Linked DNA regions of Mus musculus: region 1 is linked to region 2. A link is a loop called in an ENCODE intact Hi-C map of the cell type or tissue named here. Cell type or tissue: gastrocnemius. All regions are shown on one strand. Each heading gives the region's core, and the rest is flanking DNA. Links, peaks and the distances in the headings are about the cores only.

Evidence for each region. Hi-C counts contacts between places; a loop is a spot of excess contacts. Peaks named below come from ENCODE experiments on the same cell type or tissue, not always from the same donor. Only the 100,000 strongest peaks of a DNase experiment are listed, where the experiment ranks them.
Region 1: it touches region 2 in a loop (3-fold over the local background); 7 of 42 quality-filtered maps call a loop at or near these places.

Annotation. Positions count from the first base shown.
Region 1 is chr15:81,299,130-81,307,132 of GRCm38, reverse strand. No RefSeq gene overlaps it. Among named protein-coding and RNA genes, the nearest start is that of Gm52179, 43 kb to the right of the region's middle. In gastrocnemius, for the core only: a CTCF peak has its summit at 4,852 (motif pointing right); no DNase peak of the experiment used is centred there.
Region 2 is chr15:81,080,082-81,088,084 of GRCm38, reverse strand. All of the region lies in intron 2 of Mrtfa (myocardin related transcription factor A), which reads left to right. Among named protein-coding and RNA genes, the nearest start is that of Sgsm3, 110 kb to the right of the region's middle. In gastrocnemius, for the core only: a CTCF peak has its summit at 3,749; no DNase peak of the experiment used is centred there; H3K27ac peaks cover 3,293 bases.

The DNA.
Region 1 (8,003 bases), core at 2,519-6,518, 220 kb before region 2:
ATGCACCTTGTGAGTGAGAGGGTTCAGATGAGGACTGACTTCAAAACTCCCTGCACAGTCACTCTGCATCCTCCAGACGTTCTTTAAGACAACAACAAAACACTACGAGCTGCCCAGATGGACCGGAAAGATGGCGGAGGTTAAGAACGTGCACTGCTCTTGCAGAGAAAGCATCTAAACCTGGTTCCTTGAACCCACGACTGACAGCTTATATAACTGCCTGTGACTCCAGCCCATCTTTGGACACTTGAGCATGCGTGCACATGCTCACACGCAGAGACACGCACATATACGTAATTTAAAAGAAACCTTTTCTAAAGGGCTGGGAGTACAGCTCAGTAATGGAGCGCCTGACCCACAAAAACAAAACAGTGGTCATCATATCAAATCTCCCTGCACAGTCTCACCTCTGAATCCACAGGCCAGTGCAGTTCTTAGACCTTGTCCTGGTCAAAGTGCAAGAATAAGTGACTGGAGTGCTCAGACACAAATGGAATGTCTATATCACACACACACACACACACACACACACACACACACACACATGCATGCACACACACATATACTCGCACTATACACATATATACACTGAAGCTCAGAGACTAGCAGGGAAGAAGGGATAGAAAGGTTAGAAAGTTGGAGAGGACCAGAGGGAAACTGGTTTTGGAGGTAGCAAGATCACTGCACTCACAGAAGACGGATCCAGTCCAACATGCTAACATGGTATGGGGAGGGATTCATCAGCCCCGACCCCTAGCTGAGAAGCTATGGTTGGTATTTTTTTAGGTTTCTGTCTTCTTTTGTTTGTTTTCTTCTGGGGCTTTTTGTTTGTTACTGTTGTCTTTGAGTCAGGGTCTTGCTATGTAGACCAGGTTGGCCTTAAACTAAAAGAAATGAAGTTGGGGCAGAGTAGATAGGTGGAGGTGAGAGGGAGCTTGTGGTGAATATTAGTAAAATACGGTGTATGGGGCTGAAGAGATGGCTCAGCGATTTAGAGCACTGGTTACTCTTCTAGAGGACCCATTTGACTCTCAGTACCCACATGCTGGCTCACAACTGTCTGTAACTCTAGTCCCAGGCCCTCTTCTGGCCTCCTTGGGTAGGCAGTGTGCATGTTGTGGAGGCCAGAGAGCAATATGTCCTTCACTCCTTCCACTGTGTGGGACCTGGGACTGAACTCAGGTGGTCAGAGCCATCTCACACACCCGTGGTGTGGACTGCTTCTGGCTGAAGATGAAGCGGATTGCTTTCCATTTGAATCTATCTTAATTAAAGGGCCTTTCCATTGTAGTTAAGGAGATGGCTCATTGGGTAAGAGAGCCAGAAGTCCAGGTCCCCAGAAGTCCTATGACAACCAAGGTACAGTGGCATATGCCTGTTTTCTCAGAAAATAAGGGGGAGAGAGACTGAGAAAGACACCTAGCACTTCTTGACTTCTTGGCCTCCACGCTCACCTGCATGTACACACATACACACACACATGTGCACACACATACACAGAGTTTACATTTTTACTGTACTGTGGTGTTTTCAGCTTTCAGCTTTCTTTAATTAGTTCATACTTTTTGAGACAGAGTCTCCATATAGCTTAGACTGACTTAAGATACTTGATCCCCCTGCCTCTGCCTTCCAGGGGCAGGGATTACATGCACACAGCATCGCATGGCTTCAGTTTGCTTTTATTCAACCTTTAAACACTCATTAGATTTTTGCTTTATAGGCAGCTACCCTGTGCCAGATGCTGGCTGCTCCGGGTGTATCTCATCCTTGTTTGTTTTAGAGTCTGGAGCCCGTTCGTAGAGTGGATGGCCAGCCAGTGAGTAGTCCCTGTGGGTGCCATATGGAGGGCTTTATCACATTGTCGGTTCTGGTTTTGAGACTAATGCTCTGCTCGTGTATTTAAAAAACCAGTTTTTTTTAAATTATTTGCCATATGCAAGTGCCTTGCCAGTTTCTGGGACTGGAGAGATGAATAATATTCAGGCTCTGCCCTTCTAATTCATTATTCAGTGTGGGAGTCAGACAGACGACTACAGCTTAGACTGCTTCCGCAGAGAAGTTTGATGAAAAAATGTTTTGTAAACGTTCAAGTCATTTTGTGGGGTTGGAGCGATGGCTCAGTGGCTAAGAGAATTTGCTGCTCTTCCAGAGGCCCTGAGTTCAGCTCCCAGCACCTACACTGGGCAGCCCATAGCCACACATAACTCCAGCTCCGGGGGTCCAGTGCTCTCTTTTGGCTTTTGTGTATATGGACACTGCACACATGTGGCATGTGCACATGCAAGAATACATGTGTGTGCCCATGTGTGCATGTTTGTTCGTGCACACACTCACTCACACACACACAGACAGAGAGACAGAGAGAGAGAGTGAGAGAGAGGATTTTTTTCTGGTTTTTCAAGTCAGGTTTTCTCTGTATAGCCTTGGCTGTCTTAGAACCTCCTCTGTAGATCAAGTTGGCCTCAGACTCAGAAATCTGCTTGCCTCTGCCTCTTGAGTGCTGGAACTAAAGGCCTGTGCCACCACCACCTGCCTTAATTTTATTATTATTATTATTATTATTATTATTATTATTATGTGTGTGTATAGGTGCTTGGGTTGTGTGTTTGTCTATATACCCTGTGCACACTGAGGCCAGAAGAGGGCATCAAATCACTAGAACTGGATGGAGTTCTAGAAGGTCGTGAGGTACTGAGTAGATGCTGGGAATTGAACCCAGGTCCTCTGGAACAGCAGTCAGGTCTCTTAATTCCCCAGCCTCCTCCCCAGCCACTACATCACTGTTAGCTTGAGAGGCAGGAGCTAACTCTGTCATGGACTTTGAGGTGAGAAGGTGAAGTTTGCCCTGGGAACACACCGAGCTGCGAGCGGTTAGGTGGAGGCTTGTCTGACGGAGGAAGTGGAGAGTGTTTGTCAGTTAGAAATTTTCTCTACATGAATCTGAACCAAACCCAGAAGCCTTCCAGCCTAGGCCTGAGCATTGAGAGGAGGTTGAATAGAGGAGAGGAAAGAGCTCTGGACCACTTCCTGCACCGAGGGAAGAGCCAGTCCGCAACCCCATGTTTCTTAACCGGCTTGTTTACACTTAGAATTGAGTCTAATAAGATGATGATGTCCTTGAGCTCATCAAGTAATTAAAATTTTAAATTAAGTGTAACATGGACTGTTTCGTTTTCCCTATATAAGATCAACCCGCAAAACCAGCTTAGGTTTCCTGTAACCATCGTCCTTGGCCGGGCTGGCCATTCTGGTGTGAGGGGGGTTGTAGGGGTTTTGTGTTTTTGTTATGGTTTGCTTTGTTTAGTTTTGATTTTTGTTTTTCAAGACAGGGTCTCTCTGTGTAGCCCCAGCTATCCTGGAACTTGCTCTATAGACCAGGCTGGCCTCAGAAATCTACCTGCCCCCACCTCCCAAGTGCTGGGATTAAAGGCATGTGCCACACTGCCAGGCAGAGGTTTGTAGTTTTTAAGACAGGGTCTCACCAGGTCAACTGGACTGGCCTGCAGCATACAATGCAGAGAAGACAGAAGCCCGTGCCTGGGGTGCCCTGGGCCTGCACCTCCCACTTCCCTGATGACTCATTTGCATTCAGTGTCCCTCACTGAGCAGTGTGGACATCCTCTCTTCATGTCTGCTTGCGGATCTGCAGGAGAAATCCCACTGTAAGAGGAATGGGTAGAAAGGTGCAGGACTGAGGGCTGGGCTGTGTGTACTATGTGGCTTTGCTCTCCCCAACGATCCTGCAGAGGGTATAAATGCTACAACGATCAGTAGCTGAAAGTTCTCACCCAGTGGGAGTAGCTGAGACTGGAGACTGTCTGTCTACTAAACTAGGTCATAACAGTAGCTACCGTTCATTAGGCACCACCTGCTTACGTTGGTGTCCCAGGACCTTATGTGTGTCTTTACTGAATCCTGCAGAGCCCAAAGCCCCTGTACTTCCCACACTTCTGCCTTTTGAGCTTTGCTTCCACCGGTCTGCACAACTACCCATGTCACGTGACTTTGTTAGATTGCAATTTCTTCCTGTTGGGATTCTTCATTATACTGCCCCACCACCACCAACTTCTCCACAGGTGCCCCAGGCTAGCCTCAAACTCACTGTGGTGATCTGACCGAGACTGTCTCCCATAGGCTCACAGGCGTGAATTCTTGGTCTCCAGTTGGTGGAACTGTTTGGGAAGGATTAGGTGTGCCCTTGTTGGAGGGAGGGAGTCCCTGGGGCCAGGCTTCAAGGTTTCAAAAGTCTCCGCATTTTCAGTATGTTCCCTGTCTCCTGCTCTTGGATCAAGATGTGAGCTCTTATCTGTCCCTCCCTCTGTGCCTTTGCTCTGCCATGGTGAACTCCAATTCCCTCCCCATCCCCTCCCCAGGGCTGAATTAAGGCTAACGAAAGCCCTTCTTTTCCAAGTTGCCTTGGTCATGGTGTTTTGTCATGGCAACAGAAAGTCAAGAATAACCTTGAACTTTGGCTCCGCCTCCCTCACCCTCTGAAGTACTGGAGTTACTGTTGGGTCGACCATGACCACGCCTACGCCTTGTTTACATGGTGCTGGGGAACAGAGGGCTTCGGGTGTGCCAGGCAAACGTTCTAACTGAGCTGTCTCAACCCCTCTTTCTCACCTACTCATCTCTGATCCATGTGTTTGGTAATGAGCCTGTGTAGAAAGATGTGTGGTCACGAAGGTTATACATACTAAGGAGTTTTACAATTATGATTTCCGACTTTATAGAAGAGCTTCCTTTTAAGAGGGAAAACTGCCCGAGTGCTGGGACTTTTATGGTGGTTATGGTTGTTTTCTGAGCTTTTGTTTTGTTTAATTTTACTGTTGTAACTAAGGAAAATACTTCAAGCCACCAGAGGGCATTGTAGTTAACGTTGGGTGCTGGCTTCATTATAGCTCGTGGCCTCCAGAGGTGCCCGGTGAAATCTGCTTCCATGAAAAGAAGGACTTTCACATTTAATGAACAGCCTAAAGAGGATCGGTAGATTAAACTTGGAACAGGAGAGCTCGCATCCTTTGTATCTAGCAGAAGCAAAGGACAGAGTAGGTGGTGCCTCCTTCAAATGCTATTCTCTTCTTTATTCCTTTCCCCAAGCGTGTGCCTAAACTTTTTGAGTTGCCATCTATGATTGACAATCTTTCCTGAGCAGAAGGTAGGCTCAGGACCTCCCAATGGCAACAGAAATTGAAACTGACACGTGAAAGCCTGTCTCTCACCCATAGTGTCCACCTCTTTGTGGCCTTTATGGCTGCTAATAAAAATGTCTAACTTGAATGATGTACTGCTGGCACCCTCCATGTAGAAGCTGAAGCAGGCAGAAAAGCAACTGCGTCAAGCAAAGCCTTGTGGAGAATAGGTGGCGTTTCAACAGTTGAACACTACACTACTTCACGCCCCAGGTGGGAAATCCTTTGCTACTTTCCGTTCCTGTAGGCCACGTGGTTCTGCTCCATCTTCCTTCCACCTCTCTTCCTCTATCCTCCTCTCTCTCCTCTCTCTTCTCTCTCTCCTCATCTTCCCTTCCTCCTTTCTCTCTCTCCCTCTCTAAAACCTCCAGCCCCACCTTTCCCATCCACTGCCCAATCACAGGCTCTCGCCTTGATTTGCTTTATAAAATGGGCAGAAGGTTTGCCTGAAATCACCAGAGGGCGTGATCCACTCCTTGAGCCAGTCCCTCTTGAGGAAGCAGAATTAGCATCAAAGTACAAACAGCACCAGGGCAACGCACAACAGGAAACAGGTGATGAAACCACACAGTTTGGTCTTGTTCTTGACTACGGGCAAAAGCGTGCACTGTCGAGTGTGACGCTAGCTGTGGGTTTCCCAGAGCCTCCGTGTTGTTCCTTTGCAGGACTGTGCGCTTGCCTGCTCTGAGTCACCATGGGTGACCTGTCACCATGCTCAGGAACACACATTGATTGGAAGACTAGCCACAGATCTCCCAGCCCCCTGCCTTGCTCTAAGATGTCCTAACTTGCCACTTTGTTTTGTTTTTAACCATTTTATTAAATCATTCTCAAAATGTGGATGATCCCTGGCCACAGTAAATATAATAAGGTGTATATAATTCAGTTGTTGCTTTTTTTTTTTTTTTTTCCTTTCAAGTCAAGTTTCTCTATGTATCCCTAGCTGTTTTGGAACTCACTCTGTAAACCAGGCTGGCCTTGAACTCAGAGATCTGCTTGCTTTTACCTCCCAAGTGCTGGGATTAGAGGTGTGCACCACCACAGCCTGGCAAGTTGTTGCTTTAGCACATAGTCCTCACATGACTCTGCTGGCTGCCACAGGCAGCCACCCACAGTTGTCTCAGTCACCCACAATTGGCTGCTTTGTCCCTTAAGAGACTCACTCCAGACTGGGAAGGGATCAGGCTTGCCCAGGGCAGTATGGTCTGGACTTGCATTTCTGCATCTGCCTTTTTTGCAAACACGGGTTATGATTTTCCTAGGTGTTAATTATTAACATATTTCTTGCCGTCCGTGTGTCTGCATCTGAGAGCATCTTTGGCTTCCAGTGATTTGCTGAGAATCAGGCTGCCAGAGAAAACTTTAGATATTTCTACAAAGCAAAACAGGAAAGAATTCTCCTGGGCTAAAGTGCAAGGACTCTGCAAGACCTATCTGGGTGCGTATGTACCGCTAAGATCTCAGGCTCAGCTCTGTTCAGGATGAATGAGTTTGGTGGGAGGCAGCTCTATAATCTATGTAAAATTGTTGTTTTTTTTTTTTTTTCTTTTTGGGTGGCTTGTTTAGTCCCTTGTACCTCACCTATACCCAGATAATCATCTGATAATTGAATAACCAGCAGTTGTCACATTAATCTGTAGAATGGAGCACTAGGCAGCCACGAAAGAGAGCAAACCACAAGTCTGTGTGGCAGCAAGGACGAGCCACACCATGTGGAGCCACACTATGTGGAGCCACACACTACTATGTGGAGGAAAACAGGCACAACCTTGACTTGCTGTGTGGTTCCAACAAATCTCAAAAGCAGCATTAGAAATCAAAGCAGCACTCACATGTTGGGGAAGACAAGACGAAAGGAGGAGATGAAGGTAGACGTAGCAAGCCGATGCTAAGTCAAGGGAAACTGGCTGATGTCAATGGTGGTGCATGCTGGTACTCCTAGGGCTTGGGGAGCAGAGGCAGGAGGATCACTGTAAACAAGATCAGCCTGGTCGATGTACTCAGTTCCAGGCTACATAACAAAATCCTCTTTCAACAAAACTAAAATAAAAAGGGAAAAGGTCACGAGGCCTTTCAAATAGATTTCTAGTAGAAAACATGAAACAGTAGGAAATCTGAGGCAAGATGAGCCTGACTCAAAAGCATCATTGTGACGATGGCCAGAGTCACTACAAGACACTGACACATCCAGGCCAGCAAGGTGGCTCAGTGGGTAGAGGCCCTTGTCACCACCAAGCCTGATGAGTTCTGTCCTTGAACCCTCCTAGCAGGAGATAAATGACTCCCATGAGGTGTCTTCTGACCTCCACACGGGTGCTGTGGCTGCTCAAACCTACACCCATAGAAACTTACACACATGGCATGCTCATATCTATATCCATAGGAACTTACACAAACACATAAACATAATTTTTAAAAGTGAACAGGAGAAACTGACCGATTGGCCATCACTTGGACATCATAAAAGAATATTTGATGTTGCCGGGCATGGTGGCACACGCCTTTAATTCCAGCACTCGGGAGGCAGAGGCAGGCAGATTTCTGAGTTCGAGGCCAGCCTGGTCTACAAAGTGAGTTCCAGGACAGCCAGGGCTATAGAGAAACCCTGTCTCAAAAAAAAAAAAAAAAAAAAAAAAAAAATTGATGTCAATGTCTCACAGACCTTTACCTTGCGGCAACGTTGGAATTTATAATTACATCGTATACGATTACATGAATGTATCTGGTCATCACCCCATTTCCTGGCCCAGAAGTGTCAATGACCTGGCTCAGTAAAGGCACTTACATCTGAGACTGACCACTTGTTTCCAG
Region 2 (8,003 bases), core at 1,643-5,642:
GGAAGAACTCTGTGATTTTGAGGCCAGCTTGGTTTGCACTAAGCAAGCCCTGGTCTGGGCTAAGTAATAAAACTCCACAGTAAGAACCTATCTTTAAAAAATGTTTCTTTTTTTGATATACTTAGATTTGTCCAGGCCTTGGGAGATCATTGTGGCGTATTTAAGTCAGAATACTTAACAGTTTCGATTGATAGGTTCTTTTGGAAGCTAAACAATTCATGCACAAACCAAGAGTGTTTATGTCCAATTCTTCTGCTTTGAGTCTGCTGCTGGCTCCCTCCCGCATGGCAGAGTGCTGCCCAGGCTAAGATGGACGGTTTCTGTGAGAGTGTGGGGCTCTTGGAAACTTCCAGCTTAGACTGTCTCAAAGGCTGTTTTCATAATTACATAGACAGCTTTAACTCGCTGTTCTGCCGTGGGTTAATGCGCCACGGATAGGCTGTACTCATTATAAAACCTCCCTTTCTTTTAATTCTTTTGTTACTTTAAGCTCTCTAAATTTTCTTTGTCCTTTAGATGTTCTTTAGAGATTTCTCTTCATAGCAAAAGAGTTACATAAAGTAAGATTTAGAAACTTCTAGTTTAACAAAAGCCTTTGTAAACTAATCATGAAAAGATGGATCAGTTCAAGTTTACAAATTACTCTTAAATGTGGATTGTTGTGGGGTGGTGTCAAGGTTATGGGTTTCTTGGCTTTTCAGGATATTATCCCTTCTAGCCCCAGAGCTAAGTGTCAAGAGGCTACATGCTCAACCATAGAATGTGAACCTCTGCCAGCATTACATCAGCTCCACAGAACCTCACTGGCTAACCATCCCTTGGGATCGGACATGGCTCTGGCAGCCTGTGAAAGCTGCTTTTTCCGATTTCTGTCTTCCTGGCTGTGACATATCCCAAAGGAATGAAGTTGAGAAATCCTCCTCTTTTCAAAGCTCTTGACTTCTCATTCCCACAGTGGATCTCATGGCCAGACAGAAAGTTGCTTCTGAACTTGAGGCCCTTTTGACTGATAATAGTCCGTGAGGAGTGACCGGATAGGGTGGTGGTAAGGTGCCTGGCGGTGTGTGTGACCGGATGCTTGTGTGCAAGGTTCTAGTGTTTCTGTGGGTTCCTCTTTATACCAACCTTGAAGAAGCTGGATAGACAGACAGACAGATGCAGATGTGTCTGTGGTCGCTGTGTGTCCATTGGCTTTGGTGTGAGTGTCGTTAGAGCATTGGTCACTTCAGTGAGCATCACTCCTTCCTGAGGACAACCTCTGGGAGGAAATGCTGTGTGGCAGTCTCAGTCTTGCCTGACACACTGCCAAGGCTCTCTCTCCCTTTGTCTTTATTCAGCTTAAAAACTAAGCATAAGGCAAATTAACTGGAAAATTAGTGAATCATACCTTGTTAATCAAGCTCAGGCACTGAGCAGAAACTGACAGAGATGAGCCAGGTTTGTCTCTGCCCTGCTGCTTACGGCACCACTGCTACAAGCAGTTCCCATTATATTTTTCACTTTTGTATAATTTCTTCATACTCTGAGTCCTCAGTGGGAGAATCTGGTCTTCTGGGCTTGAACTATTCACTTGTGAGCTTAAGAGGCCAGGGAGCCCAGAGAGGGGGAATCTGTGTCTCTGTGAAAGGAAGAGAGTTAAAAGGGGCTCAAGTGCTAGACAGCTAAACTCTAGGATGTCCTCTCTGCAGTAACTGTTTTCCTATCATTATTGGCCATGGTTCATTCTCAAAGTGTATCCTTGGTCCAGGCCTTGACCCTTGCAGTATTATGTTTCCCGGGGAGTCCAGTTCTGCTTGTCCAACACAAGCAGTGACAAACTGAAGAAACTATCCCCTCCACGTCCAGGTTGGTGAACAGCAAACTTGCTGGGGCTACATAAAGGAGCACGAATGAGGGGTCATTTGTAGGCACATGGGTGACAATTCATGAAAGCTGTACCAGTAGTCCCCTGAACAAATTGTAGCGGCTGTCTTACCAGAGGGTCCCCTCTCTCCCAGCAGTTGTATACTAATTATACAACCCTGAAGCTGCAGGGATGTCTCCTGAGTCCTGTGAGTTTCCTGATCTTTGTCAGGCCAGAGCATCAGCCGTATAGACAGTCCTAGCCTACATATTCTCTCTCACCAGACTCATCTCAGCTTGTGGCTTCAAGTGCCATTGCCAGGTGGCGTATGTATCTACGTCTGTGGCCCTGACCTAGACCTTACTCTAGACTCCGCTTAACCACTGCTTCTTCCCACTGGACACCTAGATGATTCACATGCATTTAAAGCTGATGTCACCACTCCTGTGACTACCCTGAAGCCTGTAATCCCTAACTTAGTACCAGTTGCCTACCAAGAGTGGCAGGAGTCATCTTTGATTCCTCTCCTTTCCCCTGCTCTTCACACGGAGGCTGCTCTTTGACCTTTCCTCCTTTGTTTCATTGGACTTTTTAGCTTCAGTAGCCTTCTAATTGGTTGCTCTACCTAGAACCAACTCTGATCTGTCCTTTATTTAGCTGCCAAGAGTCCCTCCTAATCTTTGTTTTGTGTGTGTGTGTGTGTCCCAAGACAGCTTGTGAGAGGCAGTTCTCTGCCATGTAGGTTCCAGTGATCAAGTGTAGGTTTAGTCTTAGCTGTGTGTGCCTTTATTTACCTGCTGGGTCGTATGACCAGCTAGTATTTTGTTTTTAAAATTGTTATTCTTTTAATTGTTTTTATTACATGTAAATGGGTGTTTTAGCCACACGTGTGCCTTGTGCCTGAGCAAGCTAGAGGAAGGTGTCAGCTCCCCTGTCAGCAGATGTATGAATACTTGTGACCCACCCCCAATAAAGGTCCTCTGCAAGAGCAGCAAGTAGGCTACACTGCTGAGCTCTCTGCAGCCCCCATGTTTACTCATTTGAGGTAAAGTCCTTCCTTCCTTCCTTCCTTCCTTCCTTCCTTCCTTCCTTCCTTCCTTCCTTCTCTCCCATTGTTTCTCTGAGACAGAGTTTCACTTCATAGCCCCAGATATCCTGGAACTCACAATGTAGACCAGGCTGGCCTCAAACTCACAGAGATCCACCTGCCTCTGCTTCCTGAGTGCTAGGAATAAAGTCCTGCTCCACTACACCCAGCAAAACTAATTTTTACTGTTTGACAGCTTGTACTTTATAGCAGTCCTCCTGTCTGACCCTCTGAAGTACAGGGATCATAGGCATGAGCCACTGCACCAGGCCAACATACTTTTCCTAAATACCACTTTAAACCATTTGACTCTCCTAAGCAGAATTCTTAGGTTTACTGTGGGCTATAACTACTTTATGCATGTGTTTAGTCTCTCGCTTGGTTACGTCCCTCAGTCTATGTGAGTATTGACTGACTTTGGTTCTGGAACTGCTGGTGCCTTTGCCCTGACCACTCCTCCTTGTGCGCATTGGGCTGTTAGCATCCATTCGTCCTTCTAGACCAGGCCTAGTTCTTTTGAAAGGCGTGCTATGTGCCCCCTTCCCATGCAGATGTGATGGGCTCTTTCCTTGGGCTCTTTATTTTCCCCCATTTTTATTTTATGTGTATTAATGTTTTGGCTGCACAAATATCTCTACACTATATATATATATATATATATATATATGCAGTGCCCTAGGAGGCCAGATGAAGGTGTCAGCGTACCCTGGAAGTAGAGTTACAGGCGGTTGAGAGGGTTTCAGTACAGGTGCTTGGAACCGAGCCTGTGTCCTCTGGAAGAGCAGCCAGGGCTCCCAGCTGCTGAGCGTCTCTCTAGCACCCTCCCATGCTTTTTTAGTAGTTGGTTCTTACCACCACAAAGTGCATCCTTAGCTGGCCTCACAGTATATAGGAAGCACATTCTTGCAAATAGAGGCGGGATCTTGTTGCTGTATCCCTAGGTTCTAGCATGTAGGCCGTATGTAATAATTTTATTTAAGGACTGATGCCTATGAGTCAATTCCTAGGGAACAGATTTGACCTTATTTCATCCTGTCATCTGTTTGAAGGCGGCCAGAAGCTCAAGAGACCTTACCAGCCAATCAGATGGTTTTGTCCTCTGTGATCGGCTTACGTCTTTCCTTGAGAAGCTAATCAAATCAGGTTCCCTCAGCTTTCCCAGTTGTACGTTTCCCTCTTAAACGGTGATTCGATTCGTTTTGACTGTTCCTCACCCTGCAACTACCGATTCAGTCTCTGCTCTGTGGGTTCTAGTGCTGTACACTTTATATAGTGCCTACATACTTGCACTGTGTTAATACCCTGGAAGTTAGGGAACCTAGAGACCTGCCTGCCGCTGCTCTGCAGTTACCTTAAGTCCCACACTAGAGCTTTCATCCCATTTCTGTGTTTGCACTGCCGATCTTAGCAGCACACACAGTGTATAGTTTAGGTTGGCTTTTCTTCTTTCCTCTCCCTCCCTCCTCTTCTCCTTCCCTCTTTCTTTCTCTTTCTCTCCCTCTCCCTCTTTCTCCCCCACCCCCAACCCCTCTCTTTTAAAGGCCTTGACTGCTGTCTTGATTTACTGCACTGGGAAGAATAAATTTTGATTTTTTTTTCTCTCTCTTTCTTGTTCCTCCTTCTGAGGGAGCCTGCGTCACTGAGAAATGTTTAACCTCACGGCCTTATGCTAGGGCTGGAAATTTGCCTAAGGGAACTGGAAGCTGGCAGTGTTTTTACTTAAATTCCCCCTTACGGGGTGGGGGTTCTTAGCAGAATCAGCCAAAACAGCTAGATGCCGGGAAACTTTAGTAGCAAGGTTGTTGCCATTAGGTTACTGAAAATATCTGAAAAGTTTTCTAGAGATAAGTATAGGCATTTTGAATTCCCTCTTGGGGGAAAAAAATAACAAAATAAAACAAAACTGTAGTTTCTGCCAGGTATGAAGACAAACTCAGGCAGAGGGCTGGACACGGTGATGCATGCCCACTGGGGAGGCTGAGGCAGGCAGATCTCTGGGAGCTGGAGACTAGCTTAGTCTTTGTGGCAAGTTCTAGGCTAGCCAGAGCCACATAGTGAGACCTCGGTAGAGAAACTTAGATTGTTCTAGAAAGGACACTGGGAAGAGACAGGAGCAGCAAAGGTAGTCAGGGACAAGAAAAGGCAGGACACTCATGTGTGTGTGTGTGTGTGTGTGTAAGGCTTTTTTTCTGTGCACATCTGAAATAAATCACAAATTAGTAGAAAGGTAGTTGTGAGTGTTTCAGCTGTCTGTGTGTGTGTTATTAAAAGCAGACTGACCCGCATGAGAGGGGCTGTCACCAGAGTGAATAGTATAAACCCGCTACCTAGGGAGAGTAGCCACAGACTGGGGCTCTGGTCTGTGGGAAGAATTTAACTTTTTTTAAAATCAACTTTGGAATTATACTACAGTAGATTATAACAGGGATTTTTTTAAAAAAAATAAATCTTTCCAACTCTTACTAGTGTTTTGTATTTACAAACGCACTTCACTGACATAAAGAAGATATTTGCTCACAAGGGCTATTGTGAATGATCTTTGATGCCTCAAAAATGAACTGTCTTGGTAATGGGAAGTTATAAACCATCAGGTTAAATATAACCACCTGTTACATATAACTTTATATCGTTTTGTGTCACAGATGAAAAGTCACACAGACATTTGTCAAGTGCAGTCATAAGCTGGGCAGGCACTGGGCCCTGAAAGAAAGGAACTGTGTAGTTAATTTACAGTGGCTTTGTGACATTGCAGAAAATTGAAGGCAATTACATTGTGCTTAGTATAAGTACAGGTTATCTTGACACCTTGAAGGATATGTGGATTCACCTACCAGTTCTCTGTTTATACTGTTTTCTCCTGTTAGTAGGAGAGATGGCCGACTTAGGGCCGATGGTGATATAGTCATCAGGTTTGTTCTTGTTAGCAAGAACTTAACAACTCTTGATTATATCTTTATTATTCCTATTTATATCTGCTTAACCCTTCTTAGGAATCCCAGCCTCGTTGTACCTCAGGGATTGCTCAGATTCCTAAGGAGTGATTCTAAAAGTCAAGAAATAAACTTCTGCTCCTGTTGGATATATAGGAGCCACTAACTTAACTAACTAAATGCCTACAAGATGCTTAGAAAAGACGAATAGGGAATGAGATTGAGATCTGGAAATGTTGAGGTTAAATTGGAGCTAGACCAGAGAGTAAGCCAAATTTGATAGATAAAAGTCAGAGGAAGGAAAACGAACCTGTGGTGTTAGGATGGGAAGGAAACCCAAAGCAAACATCTGGGAAGCAATAGTCACTGTGTCTGCCCGGGAGTAACATTTCCACCTTGATTAGAATAGGAGGTTTAGGGTGGTTGGAAATTTGGGTTGAATATGTAATTAGTGAGGAGCCTGATACTAAATTAGAATTTGGCCTTGGCCAGATAAGTCTTTTAAGCTCTTGAATAGTTATTTCTTTTATTAATTTTCAGTTGCGATCTGTATTAAAATGGCTGTAGAACTTCAGCAGTCATAAACAATGCAGTAGTAAGCCAGCATCACTCAGAGTTTTGTTTTGTTTTGTTTTTATAAGGGAAAGGTTGAGTTAGTGCATAGTTTTGCCAGCTGAAAGTCCAGAATCAGGAGGCCCATCGGTTTGGCCTTTGGTGAAGGCCCCTTTGGCTGTATGACATCATGGTGGCATGTGGGAGCATATGCTGAAGGGAAAGATCACATGGTGAGACAGGAAGCCACAGTAATTACCTCTTAAGTGCTACGCTTGTGAAAGTCGATGCAAAGGTCACAGATATATAAACTACTTTTTGAAAAAAATGCAAGGAAGGACGTTATTTTAAATAAATCATAACAATAAACATGAAAGTTAAGATGTGTGGCATATGTGAAAGATTCTTAAGAAAGTGACACATTGCTTTTGGAAGGGGGCAGTCTTCAGTGTGCTTCATGGTGCTGGTGTCACACAAAACTACCCATTGCAGTCCTAGCACACCAGGGCTCCTGACAGGTACTGGGGTACAGTAGGGCACCGGCCTGACATGGTGCCTGTTTGTGCACAGTTGAGTTTATCAGTGAAGGCAGGTTAGTAAATGTAGCAGAAAAGGGTCTATCTATGGTAAACTATTTAGACGACTGAGAAAACAGGACCAGAGCTTCCAAACAAATTAGGAATTATTCTGAGATGGCTTTGAGGGGTGTGGTCCAGATCTTTAACCTGTGACCCAAGGGGTTTCTTTTTTATTTGTGGGGGGAAGGCGGGTTTCGAGACAGGGTTTCTCTGTATAGCCCTGGCTGTACTGGAACTCACTCTGTAGACCAGGCTGGCCTCGAACTCAGAAATCTGCCTGCCTCTGCCTCCCGAGTGCTGTGGGATTAAAGGCGTGCGCCACCACGCCCAGCTTCCCAAGGGGTTTCTAACCAGGGAGATATGGAGAGTGATGATTTGGAGAAAAATAGATGAGCTTATTTGAGGAACTGTTAGAACTGGTAATAGTATAACACACACAAGCATAACAGTGTGACACACACAAGTGAAGCTTCCAAAGTGTAGGCGGCCACCTTGTCCTGACCACTTCCTGGTTGCCCCAGGAACTTCTAACCTGTCTCGTTTTCCCCATATGAATCAGATACGACAATGATCATTTTAGGTGTGCTGGTGCACCCCTTTAATCCCAGCACTTGGGAGGCAGAGGCAGGCGAATTTCTGAGTTCGAGGCCAGCCTGGTCTACAGAGTGAGTTCCAGGACAGCCAGGGCTACACAGAGAAACCCTGTCTCGAAAAACCAAAAAAAAAAAAAAAAAAAAAAGATTAGGGCTGAGTTACCAAGGATGTTTTCAGACTGGTGTTTGGCAGACCCCAAGGCTTCAGTATACTTTAGTTTTTACTGCTAGGGCAGTAGTAACTGCAAGGATAAAGTGTGAGAAGACGGTCTGAGACTAAGGCTTAGTGAATGGTACAAGAAGCATTTAAGAGCATTGAGAAGTCGATGCAGGGAATTTCATTTTGGAGTGCTCTGGTTTCAGGGTGGAGGCCAGACTGAAAGGGCTAAAAATGCAGCAGGGAGAGCAGAGAGATGGATG